Regions from separate parts of the Homo sapiens genome. Here region 2 is linked to region 1. Evidence: read pairs that join two places in POLR2A ChIA-PET (ENCODE). Cell type or tissue: B cell. All regions are shown on one strand. Links, peaks and the distances in the headings refer to the core of each region. The heading gives the core; the rest is flanking DNA. Region 1 has its middle 17 kb from the start of TMEM131. Region 2 has its middle 35 kb from the start of ZAP70.

Region 1 (4,391 bases), core at 175-4,174:
TTATGAAAGTGAAATCAACGTAATGTGAAGAGTAGAATGACAAATTCAATATAAATCTAAATAGGGATTTGAAGCAGAGAATAGGGAGAGTGAGGGAGAGGCAACATATTGAAGAGATAATGGAGGAGAATTCACCAGAATTGAAGAAGGGTGAGTGCTCAAACTGAAAAGGCACACGAATTATGAGCAGAATACATGAAAATAAATCCACCTGCAGTCGCACTGTAGTGATGCTGAGGAGTGTCAAATACAAAGACCAAATATTAAGATTTTCTTAAGAAAGGGAACTAATGTAAGTTACTGAGAAGCTATATCCTGTCTTTTCTGCTGGGCTGGTGGGCTGGTGGCTGGTGGCTGGTGGGTTGGTGGGCTGGTGGGCTGGTGGGCTGGTGACTGGTGGGTTGGTGGGATGGTGGGCTGGTGGCTGGTGGGTTGGTGGGATGGTGGGCTGGTGGCTGGTGGCTGGTGGGCTAGTGACTGGTGGGCTGGTGGGCCGGTGGTTGGTGGCCTGCTGAGCTAGTGGCTAGTGGGCCGGTGGGCTGGTGGGCTGGTGGCTGGTGGCTGGTGGCTGGTGGGCTAGGGGCTGGTGGGCTGGTGGGTGGTGGGCTAGTGGCTGGTAGGCTGGTGGGCTGGTGGACTGGTGGGCTGGTGGCTGGTGGTCTTCAACTTCCAGCCAGAGAATGCAGCAAGAACTGAGAAGTAGCCAGTTACTCTCCAAGTGAAGGTTAGGCTACTTGAGTGAGACATTTAGACCAAGAAGAAGGTGGCAACTTCATCCAAACCACTCTGCAAGGCCTCGTTGTTAAGATATGTTGATAACGTGGGCTTGGGCTTTCATTCTTTAACATGGGTGGGCATGCATGTGCGTGCATGTAGGGCAGTGGTGTTGGGCATCTTAAATTATCTGCAATCCATCTCCTACTTTTTAGTAATGTACATAAAAGGATAATGAAAGTCTCCCAAAGCAAAAGTTCTCAATCCTAGCTGCAGGTGAGAATACACTGACGCCCAGGCGGGCCCATGTTTAAACTCTCTGGAGAGTGACATCAATGATATAGATGAGTCTGTGTCACGGGGCCTCCTCCTCTGTCCATGTCCTGAAGGAACTCAGCCAGTGTGCCTGCAATACGTGTCAACTGCCTCTCTGAGCATCAAGTCCCGTGAGGGTCCCTGAGCCGTGATGGGGTTGCTGGTCCCCTGCGTTCTCCACCCTCTCGTAATCATGGTTGTGTCCACTGCATGCCCCCAGTCCTGTTGTAAACTTAAGCTTCACCACAGGCAGGGAAGAAAGACACTTTCTCTTTAGACAACTGGCTCGGCTAAAATGTAAATATGACCTTTGGGAACTGCTAACCTGACCACCCGAGGGTTGATTCCAGTAAAAAGAATATCTTCATCATTTTCACTTGCAGAATTACAAAGACATGACAAACATCGCGTTCTGTTTTAAACATCGTCACCCAGAAAGCTTTACCCCGGCTTTGGAGTCAGAGTCTGCTGGGATGTACTTGTTGAAACCACTTCTTTCGCATGTGGGAGGCTACACAAATTCCTGTGGTTTTGGGACCTTCAGTTTCTTCATCGGTAAAAAGAATGAGGGGGCTGGACTGGACTTTTGGCTTGTGGTCCGTGGGATACAGGGTTCAGACCTCCAGGAAACTCTCCAAATCAGGGCCTTTGCAGATAGGACCCAGGCTTTTGTATTTTAAGAAGCCCCCACAGATGATACTGACATACACTGCTGGCTACTGACCTCGATTACTTTAATTCCTAACATTTTATATTAAAACCCCCAGTTTGCAGACAAAGTAAAACAGTGTCTAATAATAGTGCTAAAAATTCCCTCACAAAATTTTAGTACTATGATTCCATTTAAATTGGATTTTTTCAATTATTTAGATAAATAATTAATTTATAATGAAAGAAATCCAAGTACCAACGCTGTATTAACCAATATGGCTCTAATATATATATACTCATCATTTAAGTGAAACAAAGTACTTGGTTTAGGAGGAATACTAATAAGAAATGCCTTAGTTAGGAAATGTTCTAAAACATTCATGATGAAAAAAGGGCAGTGTAGGAGTCTCCAAGCAAAACTACCTCATTTCATTACCAAATCATTAGACCTCAGAATCAGGTCTTACATCAGGGATGAAAATAAAGAACTGAAACTTACCCTGGAATTGAGAACAGAAACTGAAGCCATGGCTAAAAAGCAGAAGATAGCTGTAGAGAAAGCACCTTCTTGTCATAGCACCCAGTGGGTGAGCAAGGAAAAACTGATGAAAGGAAAATCCTGGTGGGCGAGGCTCAGGGTGCCACTGAGTGCTGGTCTCTCTGGCCTGTGTGGAGAGGCAGGAGCACTGTCTCAGCATCTGAGGATGAACTAGACACTACACCCCAGCACAGGTAGGGCGCACCTCAACTCCGACCCCTCACCTCTGGGCAAAGGTGGGGCAGGACTACAACTCTAAAGCTATTAAGTGCCTCATCCTGTCAAAGTCAAGCCTCAGAATAGAAACTGAGTTGACTTATAGAAAAATGAAGTTGTTTTTCCTTGCACATTTGTGGACTGGTACATATATATCCCCGCCACAGAGTCGCTGTGGTCGTTAGCTTTGTTTAACTCTGCTCTTTGGCTCAAATGGAGATCTTGGCATACCCTGAGTACCTTCCGGCTCCTTCTTTTTTTTTTTTTTTTTTTTTTTTTTTTTGAGATGGAGTTTTGCTCTTGTTGCCCAGGCTGGAGTGCAGTGGCGTGATCTCAGCTCACCGCAAACTCCGCCTCCCAGGTTCAAGCAATTCTCCTGCCTCAGCCTCCTGAGTAGATGGGATTACAGGTGTGCGCCACCACCCCAGCTAATTTTGTATTTTTAGTAGAGACGGGGTTTCTCCATGTTGGTCAGGCTGGTCTTGAACTCCCGACCTTAGGTGATCCTCCCACCTCGGCTTCCCAAAGTGCTGGGATTACAGGCGTGAGCCACCGCGCCTGGCCTTCCTGCTCCTTCTACTTCTTCAAGTATAGATTGCTCCTTCCTCCCTCCATTAGCAGTGGGAGAATTTATTCATTCACTCCCTCATTTCATTCATTCGTTCTATAAACACCACATGTCAGAGACAACACAAATGTCAGGCACATGTCAGGCAACACGTCAGGCAACACACATAATAGCAGGAGGCTGCGCATGGTGGCTCATGCCTGTAATCCCAGCACTTTGGGAGGCCAAGGCAGGCATATCACCTGAGGTCAGGAGTTTAAGACCAGCCTGGGGAACATGGTGAAATCTTGTCTCTACTAAAAGTACAAAAATTAGCCAGGTGTGGTGGTGGGTGCCTGTAATCCCAGCTACTCAGGAAGCTGAGGCAGGAAAATCGCTTGAACCCAGGAGGCAGAGCTTGCAGTGAGCCAAGATCATGCCACTGCACTCCAGCCTGGGCAATAAGAGTGAAACTGTGTCTCAAAAAAAAAAAAAAGAAACGGAAAGAAGGAAGGAAGGAAGGAGAGAGAGAGAAAGAAAGGAAGGAAGGAAGGAAGGAAGAAGAAAAAGAAAGAGAAAGGAAGGAAGGAGGAAAGAAAGAAAGAAAAAGAAAGAAAGAAGAGAAAGAAAAGCAGAGAACAGGACAAGTTCCTTTTCTCCTGAAGACTACATTTTGAAGGTGAGCGACAGACAGTAAACAAATAAATATATAATGTGTCAAGTGGTGACAAGTGCTCTGAAGATAAATATAGTAGGGAAAAGGAATGAAGAGAGACAGGAGGCAGATGCTATTTTAGAGGTGGTCAGGGAGGCCTCTATGTTGACCTGACATTTGAGCAGAGAGGTCTGTGAACTTATAAAAATGCTTTATACACAGGATAACCACAGATAATCAGCCAACTGGCACAGTAGGGGAACTATTCCCTCAGCAGTACACCCAGAGCCTTGTCACAGTGTAAGGCTGGATCAAATGACCTCTAAAAGAGGCGTAATTGCCAGCTGGGTATGCATCCCCACTGATGAAAGGGAAGCTGACCAAAAATAAAAACTGGTAGCACTAGAAATGGGCTCCCATTCAAAACAATGTTCCTGTAAACATATATTGAATTACTTATCAAAAGAGTAGACTGACAAAATCTAAATACCTAAAACTATCCAGAGTATTTCCCAATCATGTTTTTCCTTATACTGCATTGATCCGAAAATGTCGAGGAAAGGTTTAGAAATGCATGCTCCCCCAGGCACAGAGGCTCACTCCTGTCATCCCAACACTTTGGGAGGCCAAGGCAGGAGGATCACTTGAGGCCAGGAGCTCCAGACCAGCATGGGCAACATTGCAAGACCCCATCTCTACAAAAAAATTTTAAAATTATCAGGGCATGGTGGCATGCACGTGTAATCCCAGCTACT
Region 2 (4,391 bases), core at 65-4,064, 260 kb after region 1:
TTTATTGCTATTATAATAATATGCTCCCCATACGATCTGTGCTTCAGTGGGACACTACATCTTATTAGCCCATGTCAGGCTTATATTGGTCTGCCACACACTCATGTATATTCAGAGTGGTTAGATATGTTCAGATATTTACAACACCCACGTCTCCAGTAATCCATTCTTTGAAAGAATACCCAGCAATCCAGCGTAAAATTATCATAGATGATTCCAAAACCTTCCAGTAGCGATCCTTGATTTGCTCTTCATGCATACTCTGCAAACTCCAGTTCCCACCAAAGGAATAAAACGACTAGAGAGAGAGTTCAAAACTAGTTGGTAATTTTAGCTGAAGCCATAAACGAGACCACTCTGCTCTGAAAGTCCAACCGACTAATCTAAGTCCATTCTTTAGAGTTATCAAGGACAGTCATATAAGCTTTATTTTCCTCTTAGCCAGCAAAGGGACAGGTCATGCCATAACAAATACTCCTTTTTTATACCTAGAAAAACACCACAGGGGAACAGGACAGTTTGTGACTATTAGAAAAAGCCTTGACCTCTAAAGCCAACCCAGCTGGCTTCTGGAACATGCGCCCATTACCTGGAGGCGCTCTAGGCCCTTGTCTTGCAGACCTGTTACGAGGACTAACAGTCCTTGCGTTTCTCGTAATTACCTGTAAATGGTTGGCTAGTATCTCCTGTCTAGAGTTTTAGATGGTACTGCACACCATTTCTTTCATCATGCGATTCAACAACTCGCTTTACAACAGACAGGAAAAAACTGTTAACTCTGGTGTAACTATAGACTGCGTTCATTAGACACTCTTGAGCCAGCCTCCACTCCAGAGCAAACCCCTGACTCCATAGACCCACCCCCCAAATAAGCTAATAACCAAGGCCCACATCCTACAATTGCTACTTCCTGACACCCTCTTAGGAGACACCCCAGCTCACTGTTGTTTGGGTCCCCCTTGCTGCAGGGAGCAACAAGCCCAGCTGCTTTAACTGCGGTGCGTTGCTGCTGCACTGCGGGGAAGGGCGTTGACCATTTGGGTGTACACATGAGTGCAGTGGCATGGATGAGTGTGGCCTGGGTTCCAGTCCTGGCTCTGCCATTTACTGATCATGGCCCTTGGGCACACTCTGCCCCTCTCAGAGCCTCAGTTTCCCTATATGCAAAACAAACATCCTCAGGAGGATGGTGTGAAACATGAGGCCAAATAAATAAGTGGTAGCACTTCCTATTGTCTGTTACTGTGGTATTCCAAAGACATTTCCCAGTGTTAAACCCCTAGAAATGGCAACTTCCTGATGGGGATGGAACTCATTTGGCAGGGGGCATGAGGCCACCAATCTGGAGCCTCCTGAGCTCCTTGCCACTGCCTGGGGCCCCTCCTCCCACGCCCTCATCCCTCCCACCCTCACCACTGGGTCCACCGCCAGCCTGGGCTCCCGTTTGCCTCAGCCCCGCCTCTCAGCAGAACTGCGGCAGCATGTCCAGGGACAAGGTTCTTAGAGGGACTGGATTTGGACCATTCCTCCCAGCCAGATATTTTGCAGCAGGGAGAGGAGGCTGCATCAGATTCCTATGCCCACAAAGCACCACCTCCTTTTCCAGTTAAGGCAATGTGGGGCTGCAAATTTTCATGCATTCAGGATCCTTCTGTAACTTAATTCCTTTGCCGTCAGTCCCCTCCCGCTTCTGCAGAATGCATGCTCCTAGCAACTCTCACAGACCTGACCCCTGACAGTCATTGCCCACCCGGAACTCCAAAGCCAGCAGGGCTTGCTGCTGCCTAGAAAGACCTATTGCCATCATTCCCTTGTCCCTGCTCTATAAACGTCCTTTTGGGAAAAGCACTCCCATCTCCCTCCTTTCCCACACAGACAGCGCACTATGCGTGCTATTAGTCTGTGCCTTTTGTAAAAATAGGAAGTGTCAGCCGGGCGCGGTGCCTCATGCCTGCAATCCTAGCACTTTGGGAGGCCGAGGCAGGCGGATCCCGAGGTCAGGAGATCGAGACCATCCTGGCTAACACGGTGAAACCCCGTCTCTACTAAAAATACAAAAAATTAGCCGGGCTTGGTGGCGGGCGCCTGTAGTCTCAGCTACTCGGGAGGCTGAGGCAGGAGAATGTCGTGAACCCGGGAGGCGGAGCTTGCAGTGAGCCGAGATTGCGCCACTGCACTCCAGCCTGGGCGACAGAGCGAGACTCCGTCTCAAAAAAAAAAAAAAAAAAAAAAAGGGAAGTGTCACATCCACTGTAAGCAATACTCCCTCTACAAACGCACTCCCAGACTAAACCGTCACGGACCTAAGAAGAGCACATGAGATCCGCAATCAGCCCCGGGCTCATGGCCTCCCACGGGAGGGAAAGCCTGTGGCTCCGCTTTCAGGAGCAATGTTATGGGAAGCTATATATGGAAACTAGAATTTGGCCTTACAGTGCTACGGTGCTGTACGTTTTATAAAATTAGAATCCAGTGTCTTTTAGAGGTGGCGGGAACCTTGGAGAGTGCATGCTGGGTAGGTGCCCCATTGAGAACACCCTGAGTGGGAGGGAACCCCGCCCAGCTAGCATATGGCAGTGAACAGGGAGTGAGGGGATGGCCCAGAACCCGCACCTGGCCTCACGCAGCCAGTCGCAGCACAGAGGCCACCAGGGGTCAGTCTAGCAGCATCATAAGTGAGAAAGACCCTGGTTCTTCTGCTCCATGGAGAACACCCCTGCAGTTCACTAGCCCAGCCCATGGCAGGCGGGGAAGCAGAACGGACTCTTCATAGCCACCAGCCTGTTGCCTCCTCGCCTGATGAAAATCAGACCAATACGAAATTACAGAGAGAAGGAAGAGCCATGACTTCTTAAAAAAAACAAAATAGAGCTTCTTCTTGATCAAAGAAAACCTGCTTTAAACTTGCCAAGTGGATTAACAGTTTTTAATCATTTATTATAAATACTGTACCAACACATCGATTATAAGGAACTGGTTTTCCCCAACCATTCTGGGTTTAGCCCCATCATCAACATTGTGAATAAATATTCCTAATGTAGCCATTGCCCTGTGCTAATAAACTTTCAACAGGTAAGAAACATGGCCTCAGGTGAGATATTTTACACCACACAGACATGGAGAGTCAGGCAGAGAAGCCACATGCCTATCACTCTATCCTTGTGGATTAGGTACAGGCCACCCGTTACTTGGGAAATTTCACCGTCAGTGTTTCCCACACTGGGGTTTTAAAATCTAGACACTTGGCTTCAAGATGCATTACAAAGACTAATAGTCATTAGTTCCTGGGAAGTGTCTGCATTAGAGTTGGCAGACATGTCCTGCCCACAGCCTTCCACACTACAAAGCAGCCATCTTCACAACAGATGGCTCGGCCAGTCACCAATAGCAAAAAAAAAAAAAAAAAAAAAAAAAAAAAAAAACCTCGTGCCAGTACAGGCCAGGTCCAATAGACACTCTTCTGACAGCAGGATTTTTTCACACTGAGATAAAATTCACATCAAACAAAATGCACTTTAACCATTTTAGAGTATAAAGCTCACTGCTTTTTAGTGTATTAACAGTGATGGGCAACCATCACCACTCTCTCATTCCAGAACATTTCATCAACACTGCCACCTCCCCCACCTCCAAAAACAACTTCCATGCCCATGAGCAGTCACTACCCACTGTCCTTCCCCTAGCCCCTGGCAACCACTATCTACCTTCTGTCTCTCTGGATTTGCCCATGCTTAACACTTCATATAAATAGAATCACACAATATGTGGCTTTTTGTGTCTGGATCCTGTCACCTCGGTAAAGTCTTTGAGGTCAGTGGCTGCTGTGGCATATGTATCAGTACTTCATTCCTTCTTATGGCTGAATAAGGCTTCCGTGTATGTATATACCACACATTTATCTACTCATCTGTTGATGGACATTCGAGTTACTTCCACTTTTTGGCTGTTATGAATAATGCCACTGTATACACAATGCATTCATGTACCAGTTTTTGTGTGAACATACGTTTTCCATTCTCTTGAGTATTACCCAGGAGTGGAATTCCTGGGTCAGATGGTTAATCTATGTTTAAATTTTTAAAGAACTGCCAAACTGTTTTACAAAGCAGCTGCACTTTGTAACATCCCCACCAGCAATGCACGAGTGATCTGACTTCTCCACATCCACTCCCACAGTTGTTTTTGCCCATTTTTCCTTTACCTTTTTTTTTCTTTTGGAAGTGCTATCTCATTTGCATTTCCCTAATGATTAATAATGTTGAGAATCTTTTCATGTGCTCATTAATGAGTCAATGGTATGTCTTAAAGAAATGTTTGTTCAAATCCTTTGTCCATTTTTTACTTAGACTGTCTTTTTATTGTTGATTTATACAAAGGTCTTTATATAAGTT

What was found. ChIA-PET counts read pairs that join two places held together with the same protein. Peaks named below come from ENCODE experiments on the same cell type or tissue, not always from the same donor. Only the 100,000 strongest peaks of a DNase experiment are listed, where the experiment ranks them.
Region 2: POLR2A ChIA-PET joins it to region 1 with 5 read pairs; 1 of 35 experiments calls an interaction of 5 or more read pairs at or near these places.

The regions. Positions count from the first base shown.
Region 1 is chr2:98,010,674-98,015,064 of GRCh38, reverse strand. No RefSeq gene overlaps it. Among named protein-coding and RNA genes, the nearest start is that of TMEM131, 17 kb to the right of the region's middle. RefSeq lists an enhancer at 2,034-2,493. In B cell, for the core only: no CTCF peak of the experiment used is centred there; DNase peaks (open chromatin) are centred at 1,384, 2,224 and 3,860; H3K4me3 peaks cover 1,702 bases; H3K27ac peaks cover 3,199 bases.
Region 2 is chr2:97,746,847-97,751,237 of GRCh38, reverse strand. It overlaps a transcript of ZAP70 not described here. Among named protein-coding and RNA genes, the nearest start is that of ZAP70, 35 kb to the right of the region's middle. RefSeq lists enhancers at 2,386-2,435, 2,446-2,495. In B cell, for the core only: CTCF peaks have their summits at 2,486 and 2,688 (motif pointing right); DNase peaks (open chromatin) are centred at 2,317 and 2,497; H3K4me3 peaks cover 328 bases; H3K27ac peaks cover 1,035 bases.